Linked DNA regions of Mus musculus: region 2 is linked to region 1. A link is a loop called in an ENCODE intact Hi-C map of the cell type or tissue named here. Cell type or tissue: gastrocnemius. All regions are shown on one strand.

What was found. A loop is a pair of places that touch in the nucleus more often than their neighbours do. Peaks named below come from ENCODE experiments on the same cell type or tissue, not always from the same donor. Only the 100,000 strongest peaks of a DNase experiment are listed, where the experiment ranks them.
Region 2: a loop joins it to region 1, with 3 times the contacts of the local background. A loop is called at or near these places in 2 of 42 quality-filtered maps.

What each region holds. Positions count from the first base shown.
Region 1 is chr14:25,179,768-25,187,767 of GRCm38, forward strand. Gm32307 (a long non-coding RNA gene) reads right to left here. Exons shown (of 3, transcript XR_874431.2): 3 at 5,719-6,144. Among named protein-coding and RNA genes, the nearest start is that of Gm32307, 15 kb to the right of the region's middle. In gastrocnemius, no CTCF peak of the experiment used is centred here; DNase peaks (open chromatin) are centred at 4,500, 4,838, 5,972, 6,481 and 1 more place; H3K27ac peaks cover 5,395 bases.
Region 2 is chr14:25,238,854-25,246,853 of GRCm38, forward strand. No RefSeq gene overlaps it. Among named protein-coding and RNA genes, the nearest start is that of Gm32379, 31 kb to the left of the region's middle. In gastrocnemius, no CTCF peak of the experiment used is centred here; DNase peaks (open chromatin) are centred at 4,619 and 6,048; H3K27ac peaks cover 463 bases.

The DNA of each region.
Region 1 (8,000 bases):
CTTACTGTCTGGCTTTTCCATTTGAAAAACCCTCCAAGAGGGTGTCACCCTCAGCCGTTGGCAACTACTCTTCCTGCTAGGCTGTGTCTGCCGTGGTGGGCATCACAAAAGCCTGTGATAAGTATTGTGTGAATGCTGAGTTGAGAATGGAGTCTCACTTGCCTGGCCTCCTGCAACTTGGAGCAGGCAAGGATGTCCCTGCCACACTGCCCAGTAGTCTCTCCTCAGTGGTGAAAGCCCCCACCCCGGGTTCCCACACACCTCTCTCAGGCTTGCCCAGTTGCTAGAGTCACCCATGCGATCCCCCAGCATAGACACTGCCACCTACTCACCGTGAACTGTATTTAAAATGTAAATAAAAAAAGGCTTTTAGGAGATTTAAGTGTTTCCCTTGGTATTTAAATTATTCAATTATAACTAAAGCTATTAAAATACAGTTAATTAAAATTGTTAGATTGTTTTCCTTCGCACTGATCGCGGCATCGCCGACTTCTCCCTCTAGCTGTTTAATTCCTATTAAAAATGATAATGCCCTGCTTTATTCATAAATGCAGCAACCTTCCCGTGCATTCTTCAGGCGCTCTCCCTTCCCCAAGCCACACCATCGTCTTTGCTCCTAGCAGTGAAGCAGAAACTCTGCCTTAGTCTTCAGAGGTTTAATCAGCAGTAAAAAAGACTCGAAATTTAAACATTAGCATGACTTACAACAAATAATACAGGCCCTCTGTTTTTTTATTTTTAAATAGCCTTCTAATTCTGATGCAACATAATGTCATTAGAGACCAAAGCAGGACCCCAAGGTTTAATGAAAGGTGGGTACCAGATAAAGGCTTTGTAACTCACAACATAAAATTACCAGATCGTACACTAAATATTTATTTGAAAGGTTCTGTAGCATTTCTGGTGGGAGTAGTTCAATCCACTGTGCAGACAGGTATGTGTTTCTAGAACAGAAAGAAAAAAAATGCAGGCAAAGCCAGTGCCTGCATCTCTAACTGGGTACCTCTGAGAACCTAACAGTTACAGTGTTTCAATGCCTGAGCTGTGTTACATGGCAGTAATGGCTCTCCTTGGTGATAATGGGACAGGTGAATGGGTTCAGCTTTCCCAGAAGGGCCAGGTACCACCTCGAGCCCTAGGGGTAATTCGTGAACACATCTGAATCGTGACTCCTTACATGTCTCCAAATGTCACCACAAAGGGCATGGCTGTGAAGTGGCTCAGTTACTAAAAGGTGTGGCTGCCCTTAGGGAGCTTGTGCCCACCCACCAGCCATGCACCCTGCACGTGGAGCTCGAGGTTGGACAGTACTGTCACTAAGGTTTCCCGTGTGGATATGGAAGATTCCACAGGAAAGGTGGGCTGGGTGTGGTCTCCCCTGGGCAAAGGCAAAGGGAAGATGAAGGGGAGGGGACAAGAAGGAGGTGGTGGGTTTGGGACACTGAGACTCTACTGTAGTCGGAACATAGATTAGGTGGAAGTGTACAGCAGAATTTAGAGACCCTTTACAGCAGAATTCAAGAGTAACCCTAGACATGTCTCCTCTGAAGTTTGCCCATCCACGAAGGACTGAGCGTGGTTCAGTCCTTCATGTGCAGCTCTCAGAGCTGGGCTGCAGGTGGTTGGTGAATGACCAGAAGAACTGTAGCCAGCACCTAGTGAGTTCTGGGTACTGGTTGGAAATGCCCCCAGGGCTGGCTGCTGAGCTGCTGGGGACCCAATCAAAAACTCAGGTGAAGCAATCTGAGCTCTTGGACCTTGGACCTTGTTCTGCAGTAACCTGAGTACTCAGACTGGGACTGCAGACTTTCTTCCCAGGCCCACCTCCTCCTGTGCCCAACAGAGCCTCATCAGCTGCTCTAAATGTGCCTCTTTACCCAAGGGACACAGTGTCCCAGGGAAGTAGAGAGAGGCTATGAACTTCGTTGCTGGTCACAGGGGAGTGTAAATCTAAACCACACTGGCATGCCATTGTGCAATGAGCGAGGTGACTACAGCCAAATAGAGAAAAAGGTCAGCTCAATCATCCTGGGGCAAAGATGAGGGGAATGAGCTACCACCATAGCACTGGTGGGCATTCACTTTGTAGAACAGTAGGAAGCGTCTGCATTCCCAGGAAGAGAAAAGAACATATGCCCACTCTGAGATTTGGATGCAGCTGTTGGCAACAGCCTTAGTCCATAACTGCCTAAGAGTGGAGCAAACCTAAGAGTCCACCCACAGAGGAATGGGTAAAGAAACTGTGGTATATCTATTCAAGTGAATAGGACTCAGCCATGAAGGGGAACACGCTGCTGAAACATGGTATAGCATGAGTGAATTGCTGCATAATTATGCAGAGTGAAAGAATGCAGGCAGAAGGGGGAGGGGTCTGCCAGCAATCCACAGGGGCAGAGGGGGTGTGCCTGGGCGTGGATAGTGGGGTGGGCTGACAGACAGGAGGCATAAGGAAGCAGAAAGAAAGATTTGGGTGTGATGGCTACATTCACTCCTGACTGCAGTGATCGATTCTTGCCTACAGACAGATGTCAAAACATATCAAAGCACACACCTTTGGTTTATTGTACATCAAGCACACATCAATAAAGTGACTTTAAAAAATTAAAAGCCCAGACTTTAGAGGTTTCTTTTTGATAATTTTGGCCGTGACATGGTTTTAAGTGAATAAAATAGCAAGAACAGTCAGAATCGCCTAAATAGATTTTCCTCAATCAGCCCCAGTCTTCACCTCTCCTCCTCTTCCCCTTCTTCCTGAACTGGTTGAGAGGTGAGTCCAAGATGTTGCTTCCCTTTAGCCCAACACCTCAGGGGATATTTCATAAAGCAAGGCATTCTCCTGCTGTCCACGGTTCAGCTCTTGAAATAGAGAACTTTGCCATGGACCCTTAAGTCAGTGCCAACAGTGGTTCTGTAACGGGCACGGCAGCTGTCTCTGCACTGGGACATCCATCCAGGATCTCCCAGCTCTCGGCTCACACATCTCTGGCTCCTCTGACCCGAGTTCCAGAGCTGACCACCACTCGCTAGTGGCCCTGTGACCTTGAGCCTTCACCTCCAAACCCTGATCTATGCAGCAAGAATAAAACGAGCCAGTCCTCAGGATGGGGGAAGATGAGTGAGAGGAAGGCTGTGTGTGCCATCTGTTATAGGGACTAAGGATAGAGTGAGCAGGCTCAGGCACTTAGGGCCAGCATCCCACGTGATCTGAACACTGGATGTTCAGTCTGGACGTCCTGAGTCACTCTGACCCAGCTCAGTAAGCCCCTCTGAGACACTTGTCAGGCGCATCCTCTGCTTGGTGTGATGACCCCTCTCAAGAGTTTAGGGCTACTAATTTCCCTTCTATGTTTTAAAATCCACCCTACCATGAGAAGAAAGGATGGAAGGATTCTAGAAGCCAGAAGGTTGAGGACCCCATAAAAACACAGCTTACAAAATCAACTACACAGGGTTCATGGGGCCTCACAGTGATTGAAGCAGCAACCATGGTCCCTATATGGGTCTGAGCCAGGTCCTCTGCATATACCTTGTGAGTGCATAGCTTGGTGTTTTTTCGTGGGAACCCTAACAGCAGAAGTGGGGGCTGTCTCTAATTCTTTTGCCTGTGCTTGGGACCCTTTTTCTCCTCCTACTGGATCACCTGGCCTTGATATGAAGATTTCTTTTTTTATTTTTTTGCCTTGTCTTATTGTGATGTGTTATGCCATGTTCGGTTGCTATCCCTGAAAGATCTGACCTTCTTTTAAAGGGAAACTGAGGAAGAGAGGGCTTATGGGGAGGGGAGGGAGGACTTGGAGGAATACAGGTAGGGGAAGGCATGGTTGGGATGGAATGTGTGTGAAGAATAAAAATTAAAATAAATAAAATCCATTCTTCCTCCCCCAACTTCCTTCCCTACTAACATTGTTCGAGTCCAGAGAAAGTGAGTCTCAGAGTGGTTGCTCCTGCCCTGGCCGGGTGTATCCTGCCTCTTGACATGTCTTTCTGCTGACACCAGAACACAAGGCTGACACCTTACACACAGTTAATCTGCCAGGGTGCCCATGACCAGGATGATCAGGTATAGGACCTGCTGCCTAGGAGCCCTCAGCTGAAGATGTCTGTCCGGTGACTTCTGTTTAAGTTATAACATTAGCTCCTGGTGGCTTTAGGGTGGTGAGAGGTTAGCTGGCTGATATGAGCAAGGCTACCAAGCAGAAGACATTTTGGAACTTGGGAAGTGATGTCACACGTGCTTCTAATTCAGAGATACGGGAAGAGAGGAGCAAGGCAGGCTGGGAGCAGCTCAGGCTGAGGGAGAGCATGGCCTGAAAGGAGCTAAAGGTCCCAAGGTGGGAAGCAGAGCAGAGAGGCCCACTCGTGTTGGCAAAGGCAGAGGGAGATCCTCACGAAGTCCATCCCCACAGTCCTTCAGGCTCCGACCAGATTCTCACTCTGCCTGGCTCTGTTTGTTTCCTAGTGCTGCCTAGGTAACAAATGAGCACACACTGGGTGGCTTTAAACACTCTGTTGTACAAGCCAGAAGTCTAAAGCAAAGGTGCCAGCTAGGCTGGCTGTGCAGTGTACAGGCTGACCTCACGTGAGTCCCCCTCGTCTCTCTGTCTCTCTGTCTCTCTCTGTCTCTCTCTCTGTCTCTCTCTCTCTTTCTCTCTTACCTACTTGTGACTCCCAGCTTCCAGCGTTCCCCCATCCTGCATGGGGCTCTAGGATCTTCAGTCCTTGCTACCTGTGCCTCCCGCTGCAACTCCACAGCCTCTACCTCCACCATTACAAGCATCCGTGCTCTGGCTTATGGCCCATAGCACTGAGTGTCTTGTCTTTTCTGTCCCTTGTAAGGACACACCTGCCACTGGATTCATGCCCTCCTGCCCTGGGGTGAACTTACCCAAAGACTATCACATGCCACACAGATCCTTCCTTGACTGGTGCCCCATTATGAGATTTCGTGAGACACCATTGCATGTGGCTGGGGCACAATTCTACCACTTACAGGTTGAGAGCAAACAGTGTGTCATCACCGTGGCTTCCCTGGATTTCTTCCTAGTCTGTGGGAGCTGCTGTATGATCAACTGGGGCTAGGGGGGGAGCTAATTTTCAAAGGTCCCCTAAGCCTGAAAGGGGGAAGAGCCTGGGCTTAGGGATTGGGGACAGGGGAATGGCTCTGGTGATCTCAGAGGCCAACTCTCCCACACCGGAGTGCCCCTGTGGTGCACAGCAGAAGATGTGAGAGTGAGGGAGAGCAGGATGCTGGAGCACCAAGCTTCACTGTCCTCCCCTGGAAACTCAAGTTCCAAAATGAGGTTTGAGCATCTACTGAGTTCTGTAACAGGATGTGGTGTAAGGGACATGAAGTTTCTTGGTTTATGACATTTTTAGGGTCATGAGGGGGTCAAGATATCATAGCTGGTGAGAGCTACCCACAGGAGCATTGGGGGCCAAACACCTTAGTACCAAGGTAGACAGGGAAACCCTGCACACAGTCCAAAGGAGGTAGTACTGAGCTATGACATAAAAGACATTTAAGAGTTAGATAGGGCAGGGAGACATGGGGGTGAGTAGGTGTGTGGCATGAGCCAGGATGAGCCTGGTAAGTGTTCGATGCAATAAGAAAGTGCATTTTGGTTTTCAGTCTGGGAAGGCAGGGTGGGGCTACTATGGGAGTTCCAGGAGGAAAAAAAAAAAAAAAAAAAAAAAACTTTGCAGAGATGGAAAGCAACCTTGGGTGCAAAGAAGTCAGAATTTTATTCTGCTCCCTCCGGCGGCTGATGGAAGCTGTTCAGCCAACTGCAGAATGAACAAATTTGTAGTGCAGAATGATCACTCAGGCGGCTAGAGGGCACGAGCTGGGAGCAGGAGCCGAGCAGAAACCTATTGCTTCACCCTTGAGAGATGATCAGAGCTGAGGTGCGATGGAGGGGAAGGAATGGATGCACGAGGCTTTGGAGGGAGGGCGTCACGCACAGGGCACAGTGACCTCACACAAGCCCGGTTGGCAGGCCTGTCTCTAGGTCACAGAGATAATGGACCTGGTAAGCTTTGGAAAGCATGGAACACCTCGCCCTGGCAGGGACTGGTTTGAGCTGGATCCTGAAGTGCAGCCTCTCTCATCTTCTCCTGGGAGTCTCTCCTCCCTGCTTTCCTCGCCTGTAAGCAAAAGAGAGAGGGGAGGTGAAAAACAGACACATTAAGTGCCAAAGCTTATGTTAATACAGCATTAAGGTTGAAAATGTAATCTCCTAGGAGTCAGGAAATTCCGAACAAGGGGTTTCCATAGCAACTCAGCCACACTGCTCCTCTGTCCATTTGGACCCTGTTTTCCTTGTTAAATATGATCCCGTCGTATATTATATTTTAACCAGCTAAATGTGCTACCCACAGCACACAGAGCTCTAGCGATGGCTCACGAAACTGCCAGAAACAAGTGTGTGCACGCGCATGCACATGCATGGCAAAGAGCAGGTGCCTGCCAAGTGAGCCTGACATAGCACAGCCACATCCTGGTATCTAATAAATGAGTCATAATTGCATTAAGAACAGCTCCCCGATACATCAGTGAGCAAGGGCTCTGCAACCTTTGTGCTCAGAATGGATGGACCAGAGTGTCCACTCTAGGGACCCAGAGGGTGGGTGGTAGGCACCGCAAGACTCCTCCCAGATGCCAGCCTGAATGGTCAGGAGCCCTCTCAGATGGCACTGTCAGGATGTGGGTCAGAATTACCTGGTCCACTGACTCTTCATGAGTGCCAGCCAATCAGAGATTATCTGTCACTGTTCGTTAACATCCCCGGCATTCGCCCACACAGCAAGCACACAGGCAGAGGAAATGTGACACCCCCCCACACACACACTCCCCGCCAAGCACACACAGCAGAGTGGACAAAAGCTTTCTCTGTGACTGCAGGGACGTTGGGAGCTAGGAAGATGGACAGGAGGTGGGGCAGTGGGATGACTAAGTAACAGAATGTGTGAAACATCTGCCTTATCATGCAGTGGAAAAAGGCTGGAATTTTCCACTCAGGCTGCTGGGGCTTGGTTATCTCCCAGACATGTGGTCTTCAGCAAGTCCCTTAATTTCTCTTTGTCTTAGTTTCTCATCTGCAAAATTGGGATAAAATTACCATTAACCTCACACAGGCTTGTTGGGGGATTAAATGGGATAATTGATGCACAAGCTTGCTGGAAACTTCTAAATCCCTAAGACACATGTCAGGCTGCCACGGAGCTCTAGAAAACCATGCTGCCTTCTGGTGACATATAATGGCGTCTAGATAGTTTTGTGCTTGATTCTTAAACCTTCCAGTGGGTCCAAGATGTATTAAAGGGTCTAGAGCAACGGTAGCCAAATATTGTCTGGGAAGTACGTATGTTGAGCTTTGGAGGCCATATTGTAACTTCTTTGCTCTAAGCTGTACATAAACAACTGAAAGAAGCTGGATTTCAATAAAGCTTTATTTTCAAAAGCAGAAAGCAGTCAGAGATTCTGACCTGTGGGCTGCAGTGTGCTAGTCCCTGGTCTATTTTCTATTTAAGGAAGTATGTATTTGTGAATATAGCTTTTCTGCTGAGAATTCAACTCTTTCTCCTACCTCCACCCACCCCCACATGGACACAGCCTCTCTTTTTAACCAACTTCACCTCCCCAAACCAGTGAGCACATTAGTGTCCCAACCCTTGCCGGCCTCTGTCATAGACTGGAAGACTGCAACTACCACCTCTGCTCCCCAGTTAGTAATTCTTGATGGTCCAATGATGTGAACGTGTGTGTGTGTGTGTGTGTGTGTGTGTGTGTGTGTGTGTGTGTGTGTGTTCTTCCAACTCATTCAAGGCTTCTAGAACAGTCAGGAACATGATCACCTCACCACGTCTGTGCTCACTGCATGGCCTGGAGTCGGTCAGCTTCCTCTATGGGTGTGAGGGTGAACCTGGACAGAAATGCCAGATGGAAGGAGCAGGTGGGCAGGAGGGTCTACAGCCTCGCTCCCTCTGATGGAAGAGCCCTG
Region 2 (8,000 bases), 59 kb after region 1:
AGGTCAATATTTGATTTTGAGGAACAATAAATCTTGATACCGTGGAAAGGAGGCATCGATGCAGGTGCTGTTAGCTGGGGCTGGAAATGCTGTCACCACCAGTAGCCACACATCCTCCATGACCTGGAAAATGGGGTGGGGTGCTGAATATGTCTGGCAGTTTCTAGGCGTCTCTAGGTGAGGATATGGTCTGTTTGTTTGCTTGTTTGTTTGTTTGTTTGTTTGAAGTCCACAAGAGAGAAAAGTAAAAACTGTCCCTAGATGACTGGCAGAGTACACATTCCAGACCCTGTTTGCACAGATAACAGAGACAGGTGGTACCCCTCCCTAGACTGCCTCTCAGCCCACTGTGATTTGAAGGTTTCCTTCTTTTTCCTGGGCTGGGGTATGGAGGGGATGTCCCCCATATTTACCTCCTTATTCCTTATTCAGCCATTCCTCATTGTCCACTTTTTTTTATCACCCGAGGAAGACACACTGCCAAGCTAGTGAGAGGAGCAGAGCAGGTCACAACTGCACCCCAGATGGGTCTCCTCTGTTATCCCACCTTTCCAGACTCTGCTCCAAGCCCCACCCATCTCAGCACACAGAGTCACTAAGACAAGACCATGTGCCATTCCCCAAATGCTGGGACTGTCCCATCTGAGCCCTGCCCTCACAGTATTGGTGTACATCCCCTGGGGACCTCTCCTGAGCCTCAGGTGGTCTGTTTGACACTGCTCTTTCATAGGGCCTTCTTACCTTCCCCCAAGCAGTGTGAAACCTTCCATTGTCCCTGGACCACCTCCAGTTGGTTACCCCACCCTTTAGGCAGTGACTTGAATGACTGCCGGGTTTCGTTTTCCAGTGATTGACCTCTTCCAGGGCACGTGATGTTTGTACCACTCCAGCCCTGTTACCCAGGCAAAGATGACACAATGTGTGTTGGATGCATGGCTGGACACTGGGGAAAACAGATGTGCCAGGTCAGGGATTTGGAGCTGTCCTGTCAGAGCTGAAAGGGAGTTGAGCAGAACCTGTAGAAAGTGGGGAAGGCAGTGCCCCTGGCAAGCCCTGGAGGAGGAGTCAGCAGAGTCCAGACCTGCCAGCTCCTCTTCCTCACTGGCCACTGCCCTGACCATATTAATCTCGGGCTGAGCTGTGGAAATATCACTCTACTACATTCTATTCAAGTTCCCTGGAACTAAATTATGTTGTCAGGATTGGACAGAGCAGGAATGGAAAAGACCAGGCCGGATGACATGGGGCTGTTAAAAGGAGATGAATGAGTCTATGGTTTCCATTCAATTTTTCAAGGTTTCCCAAGGCAAGCCTGACAACACCACCTTATAACTCTCCGGCACCCTGCACATTCCCTCCACAATCTCATTTTTTTTTTTATTTCTGCCCATCAGATTAGAAGGACAGGGATTCTTCTTGTGGCTTCACAGATGAGGAAATAGAAAAGCTGGAGTAAAAGGGTGAGGAACACATCGACTAAGGTAAAGGTCGAGGCAAGGTCAGGCTGTAAATCTGCGATACAGCCACCAGGACCAGCTCTGGGCTCGTGGTGTAATGTTTCCATTTCCCACTTGCTCCGCTTCTTCTGCAAAATGGAGCTGAGCAGCACCATCTCCTAGGCCACAAGGCATCAAGGAAGTGACTGAAACTTCAATCCTTCATTCGTTCATTCATTCATTCATTCATTCATTCATTTCTGGTTAAATCAGACATCCCATGAGTCGAACATGTGTTAACTCTTCTCATGTAAGGGTCTTAACTTAAGAGAATTTCTACTTGATAGCTGTCTGACAGCAAGTCGGGTGCTAAGGCTTTGTTACTGAGAAGCTAGCCCTCAGCACAATTTCTTTGTGTGGTGTGTGTGCACCTAGGTGCGTAGACATGTGTGTACCTGTGCGTCCATGTATGTGCACTGTGTGTGTCTTCTTCAGTTCTTCAATTGATGTCTATCCTGTTTTTTAAGACAGAGTTTCCCACTGAATGCAATGCTTGCTGATTTGGTTAAACCAGCTTGCTAACATGGTCGTGGGGTCTTTGTGTCTCCTCCCCAGCATTGAGATTACAAAATCGCACAGCCACAGTCAAGGTTTTCTTCCTCCGTGGGTACTAGGGATCGAACTCAGGTCCTCATGCTTGTCTGTGAAGCACTTTACTAGCTGAGCCATCTCTCCAGGCCCCAGCACAGTTGCCTGAAGGGAGCGAGTCATATGTAAAGACTTTCTGCATCAAGCGTGTCCTCTGAGAAAGGAGGGAGGACTCTTCCCTGTCAGTCTGAGGAACACACAGTGTATATGGAATGACCAGCTTCCAGCTCCATGGTGTGCCCCCGTTAAAGGCAATCTCACCATCCAGGGCAGAGTGAGCCTCGGTTGTAAACAAAGGCCTAATTAAATTAACATAAATGATTTTATGTAAATTAAAGATCCACATGATGGCTGTTTATTGGTAGCAGCATCATATCTTGCACTGCACATGCTTGTTTAAAATTAATGTGCATAAATGCTCCAAACACCGTATTCGTATTATTAATAATGATAATAATGGTGAAAGGATGATAATAATAAACATATTCTCATAACAATGGTTCCCAGATGACTCTAAAATCTCAGCAGGGAGTGTGTGGAGTGTCTCGGCTCCTCTGGGAAACAACAAAAATTCCAGGGGCTTCCTAGTCTCCCCAGCCTTCATGCAGGGGTCCGTGCTGATATCTTCACTGAGTTGGCTAAAGAATGGCCTCTGAAACTCCTTCCATCTTTTGAGGCCTTACTCCCAGCCAGCTCTGCTATAAATCAGCCCAAACCTGCACAAGCGTCAAAGCGCTCTCCCTCCTCCCCATCTCAGAACCCACTTTTCCCATCAGTCTTCTCATCTCTTGTCTTCCTGGACACCCCTCAGATGTATGAAGATGGTGGCAGGTATACTGATGGTTCATTCTTCGTAGGTGGGTTAATGGAGGTCAGAGGCCGAAGCAACCCAAGGCCTACAGCAAGATCTCGGAGCTAGCACTAAAGTTCTTCTGACTCGGGTACTGCTGAGGTACACAAACAAGAGGTATTGGCTTAAAACACATAATCACTCAGTTCGACACGTCGGCTAGGGAGACTGGGAGACGACGTAAGTAGAGGAGCAGGTGAGGAGCTAGCAGTGTGAGGCTGTGCAGCAGCGTCTTTCTTTGATGCTCTCTATCCTAGAGTCAGTTGGCCAATGATGCTGTAAGGATTTTTTTTTTCCCAAAAGAACTGACATTGAAGGACATCTACTGAATGTGAGCCCAAACACAGGCTTTGTGTGCCTCAAGGGAAGATGCTCCAGACTGTCTCCAGGCCAGAGGGTGAGTTTTTATTAACTCCAGAAAGTCACCAAACTCCCTGACAAATCGTTATAGGGACTGGAGAACTCATGTGGTGATCCTGAGCTTGCCAAAGACAACTGGGTGAACACTATCACCTTCCCCAGAGGTCTAGGTCACCCTTTCTCTTTGTGATAGCAGGCAATGGCTGTCAGCCAATCAGAGTATGTGTGTACACGGGTATATGTGTGAGTGTGTATATGCATATTAGTATATAAGTATGGAGTATATATACATATATGTATATATGTGTATTGTGAGGGTATATATATATGTGTGTGTGTGTGTGTGTGTGTGTGTGTGTGTGCTCCACTAGATTGTGAGGATCTGAGAACCAGACTGAGACTAACGGGTCATAGCACCAAGTGCTCCCAATGCCCTTGGCCTTCATAGCCACCAGCAGCGCCTCAGGGAGAACTCTAAGGGTTCATGACCTTGAATGGAGGATGCTATTTATTTTTTATTACAATAGAGGCAGTAAGCTACAGTTCTACTGTCAATGCTTGAGACTAATGTCACCTACAAGAGACCACATAGGTTTTCTATTCCGTTTAAGTTACTGCAGATATCTCAAGTGTTTAGTTCAACAGAGGCCAGGAGCATCTATCTTGCAGAACCCCATAGAGCTTTGTAGGTCCTGGTCCTCTGTATTAACTGCTGTCCTAACTCAAAAACAGCCTTAGGCAATATGCAACTCAATGTCCTCAAGACTTTGTTCCAGTAAAACTTTATTTACAAAAAAACGGGGAAACCATCAAGCTCATGGCTTCCGGGTCCTTTGTACAATGAGTCATCCCTTTGACGTTACAATAGCTATCGGAATCTTGTTACTTAGTTCTTAGCAGAGAAGCACATCCTTTATGTCAGACTCCTTTTTGAACTTTGAGAATTGACTTTTAGTATCCTGCGTTGCTTCTGTGTACCCATATATCTTGTTTCAACCATTCAAAGCCCTTCTTCTAAGATAGGGTCCCTGACCGACCTCAGGAGCCTTTGACCCTCTCCATGAAAGTGAAGTGCGCTCAGGATTCAACAAGTCTCAGCTTCCATCCTGTGCTGTGGAAGCGGCACAGCTAGCAGGACTAGGCTCATATCAGAAGCTTCCTGTGTGAATTCAGTAACATTAGGAATGCAGAGTGCTCTGTTACTAACACTTTTGTTTCCCCAATGGCACCTATTACAGTCCTCTGTACCTGGTAGGCACTGGATAAATTGTTGCACCCGTGTGAGTTGAATCAAGAGCCTGGCAGCCTTCCAGGAAGAAGGGATGGAGGGGAGGAGTAAGAGAGGGAGGAGGCATAGAGAGAAGGAGTGAAAGGGGGAGAGGGAAGGGAGGAGGGCAGAGGACCCTGGCGGCTCTGTATCGTTTCTACTGCCGCCCATGCAGAGTCCATAAGCATCTCATCTGTTTAGAAATTGCACAGGGGGGCTGCAAAGAGGAAGAAGGGTGGGGGGAAGGGGGCTGTGTGCAGAGCAGAGACTTCCTGCTGATGCGGCAGGTTTTAAGAGCACAACTTGCAGTTTGCCAAAGCCCATGAACCTTGAAATAGAAATATGGACCTCTTAATTCATCGCGCTGTTATTTGATAAAGTATAAGGTAAATGAATGCAGAGCCTTTTCCCTTTAATTACACAAGGAGAGGGAGGAGCAGAGGCCTGGGGGAGAGAGGCCACTGTGAAGTCAATGACATAGAACAGAACGAAGGGGCTCAGAGTGCAGCTCTGATAGCCTTACCCTGGAGACAGAGGCTGAAACCATGAATACAATGATAACAAACTGCACTGGGCACTACCCATAGGAGTGCATTCCGAGAGAGACAATGGGACCAATGGAGCCTTCAAAGGCCAGTAGCCCACCTGGGTGGGGAAACGACCCTGGCTCATCTACACCAGGCACCAGAATTGCACTACAGGAAAAGCCTGTAATAATGGTAATGGTCCCACAGGTAAAAGCAGGCAGGCATCGAGTCCCTGTTTCCCTGCTTGAACAGGGCCAAAGCCTCATTCTGCCTACCCACACAGTACATACAAGCCTGGCCTGAGAGTTAACACCCTAGTATGGAAAGGGACAGTGCTAGTAAACACCTCCTACCTTCAACATGGCAGCATGAGGCCTGGAACTTAAAACCTCCCTCTCTCCTCTCTTTAGATCCTTCCGCTACCCATCCAGTCCAGCCATCAAAGACCTCCAGAAAGAGGCACAACCAGCTAGGTGGAAATGATTCAGTATGTGGATGCCCTGTTAATCAATGTACTTAAAGCCCTAGTACTTCTGGCCTTCTAAGGGACCCATACTGTAGTCAAAGGATTCCGACTTGTTAAAGTTGTCCCAGATAACAAGAGGATACAAGACCGAGGCTCTGTCAAGCTGAATTGTGTCCCCTCAATTTCAGATGCTCCAGGTAGTACTCCATCCCCTGAGACAGTGACCTTGTTTGGGAATAGGCGCATTGTCTACTTACTGGTTACAATGGCGCCTTGCTGGAGTAGATTAGTCTCTAGAGTCCAGTGCCGCTACTGTTCTCATTTAGAGGGGAAATTTGGACATAACCATGGCAAAGGAGCACACAGGAGGAGACAGTCAGAGATCAGAGCCACGTGTCTGCCAGCCAAAGACTGTGATCACTTGCCAGCACGCTGATAGAAGCTGTCGGAGAAGCAGAGGACAGACTCCTCCTGAAAGCCATAGATGATGCCCACTGTGCCAACATCCTTTCAAACCCCTGGCCTCCAGGGCACTGAGATCCATGATCTAAGCCACCCACTGTGGTCCTTTGGGATGCCCACTCCAGCACAGTCATGCGGACTCTGTCTACTTTAATGTCTGCTGGATGAGTCACTTAAAGAGGTTTCTGGTCTGACCTTCACAAGACAGACCGCCCATCCCAGCAGGGACACCCAAGACTGGATGGTGTTGAGCACTCTGCAGCCCAGCTACTACAAGATCCTGGGCAAAGACAGAGCTCTCTACCTCGGTTTCCTCCTGTCTAAGGAGTAATTAGTACAGCGCTCCCCGGTTCAGGCACTCAACAGACAAACCCGAGGCTTCTTTAAAATGGCATTGTGTGTTTAGTAGGGGTAAGACTATATGCCAGCTAATGAGATATGGAGAGTGGGATGTGACAGACTGAGCCCAGCCCTGGGCTGCTGCAGCCAGTTTCTGTTGTGGGAGGGCATTTGGAATACTCTGGAATCCCTGTGCCTTCACAGAGACAGGAGGACTGGGCTGGTAAATACAACCCTAGCATGGGCTATCACATGCTACAGCCTGGTCCTACTCTGTCATTGTGCCAGTAAGCCCATGTCAGTCTCCACTGGACACGTGATGATGTGCAAGGCCAGCATCTCTCCCATGGAAACAGAGTAAAGGAAACTACAAGACCATCGACAGTTTTCTTGACCAGTTCTCAGGCATAGTCAAGGCTCAGGTGAGAGGCTCTTTGATGGAAGTCTCAAGGTTGGCTTGGTCTGCAGGAAGCTCAGGCAGCTAAGCCAGACTGTGTCAAAAAATTCAAAATAGAAACTTTCTTGCTTGCCCTGTTAATTTTGTTATGCAATAATAACTCAGAAATAAATATTTTGTTATTCTAAGTACTCTTTGTCCATCCCAAATCAAGAAATGGCCCAGATTCCAGGCCCTTCGGGAGCCTGCAGGCTGCTAGTCCTCTCTACTGCCTGGGGAGGTCTCCAGAGGATCCAGCTTCCTTCTGCCCACCCCTGAGGGCTGGACGGCCATGCATAATTAAAGCCAGAGCAGGATTCTTGCAGCATTTCTTGTTGGCAACGGAGAGGCTTGCTGAGGCAAGGCCTTGGAGTTGTTCGAAACATGAACAATCTCTAGGTCTCTGAAGAAGAAGAGAAGAAAAAAAAAAGATAATAATAATATGTCCTGTCCATTAAAGTCGCGGACAGACAGGAACCCTTGCTGAGGGCCTTTGGGACACTTTTCTTGGGCAGTGGGCTGCATGTGAGTGCGAGAGAACTTAGGCTTGAGGCAAGACCTGCCAGAGAACAAGGTGGGTCTCCTAGGACACGCCCACCGGCCTGCTCCCCAGAAGATGGGGGTATGGAAGCTCAGCTGTGACTGAACTCTACACAGTGGGTAGGATCCCATCCCACAAGGCCATGGCTGCCAGGTACAAAGCCATGGACAAAGCTTACCATCCCTCTTGCCTTCTTTTTCAAGAAATATCAAATGTAGCCCAGGCTAGCATCAAACTCACTCTGTAGCCAAGGGTGTCCTTGGACTTAGGATTCGTCTGCCACCTGCTAGGATTATTGGTATGCACCACAGCTCCCATTTGATAGGGTACTGAGGATTAAACTCAGGGCTACCTGTGTACTAGTCAAGCACTCTACCAACTGAGCACATCCCAGCCCCAGAGACCATTGCACTTTTTTTTTCAGTTTAATTTTTTTATTAAATGTGTTTTTATTAATTCCTCGAGAACGTCATATTGCCTATTATAATCACATTCACACCTACTCCTCCTGGTCCCTCCCAGATCCACCCCTACCTCCTTCTCCTCCCTAATTTGTGTCCTTTTCTTTGTTTCCTTTTGTGATCACCTGCTGAGTCCAGTGAGAGGGGCTATCCTCTGGAACTTGGCCAAGTCGCCAGGGACCACACCCTTAAAGAAAACTGACTCTG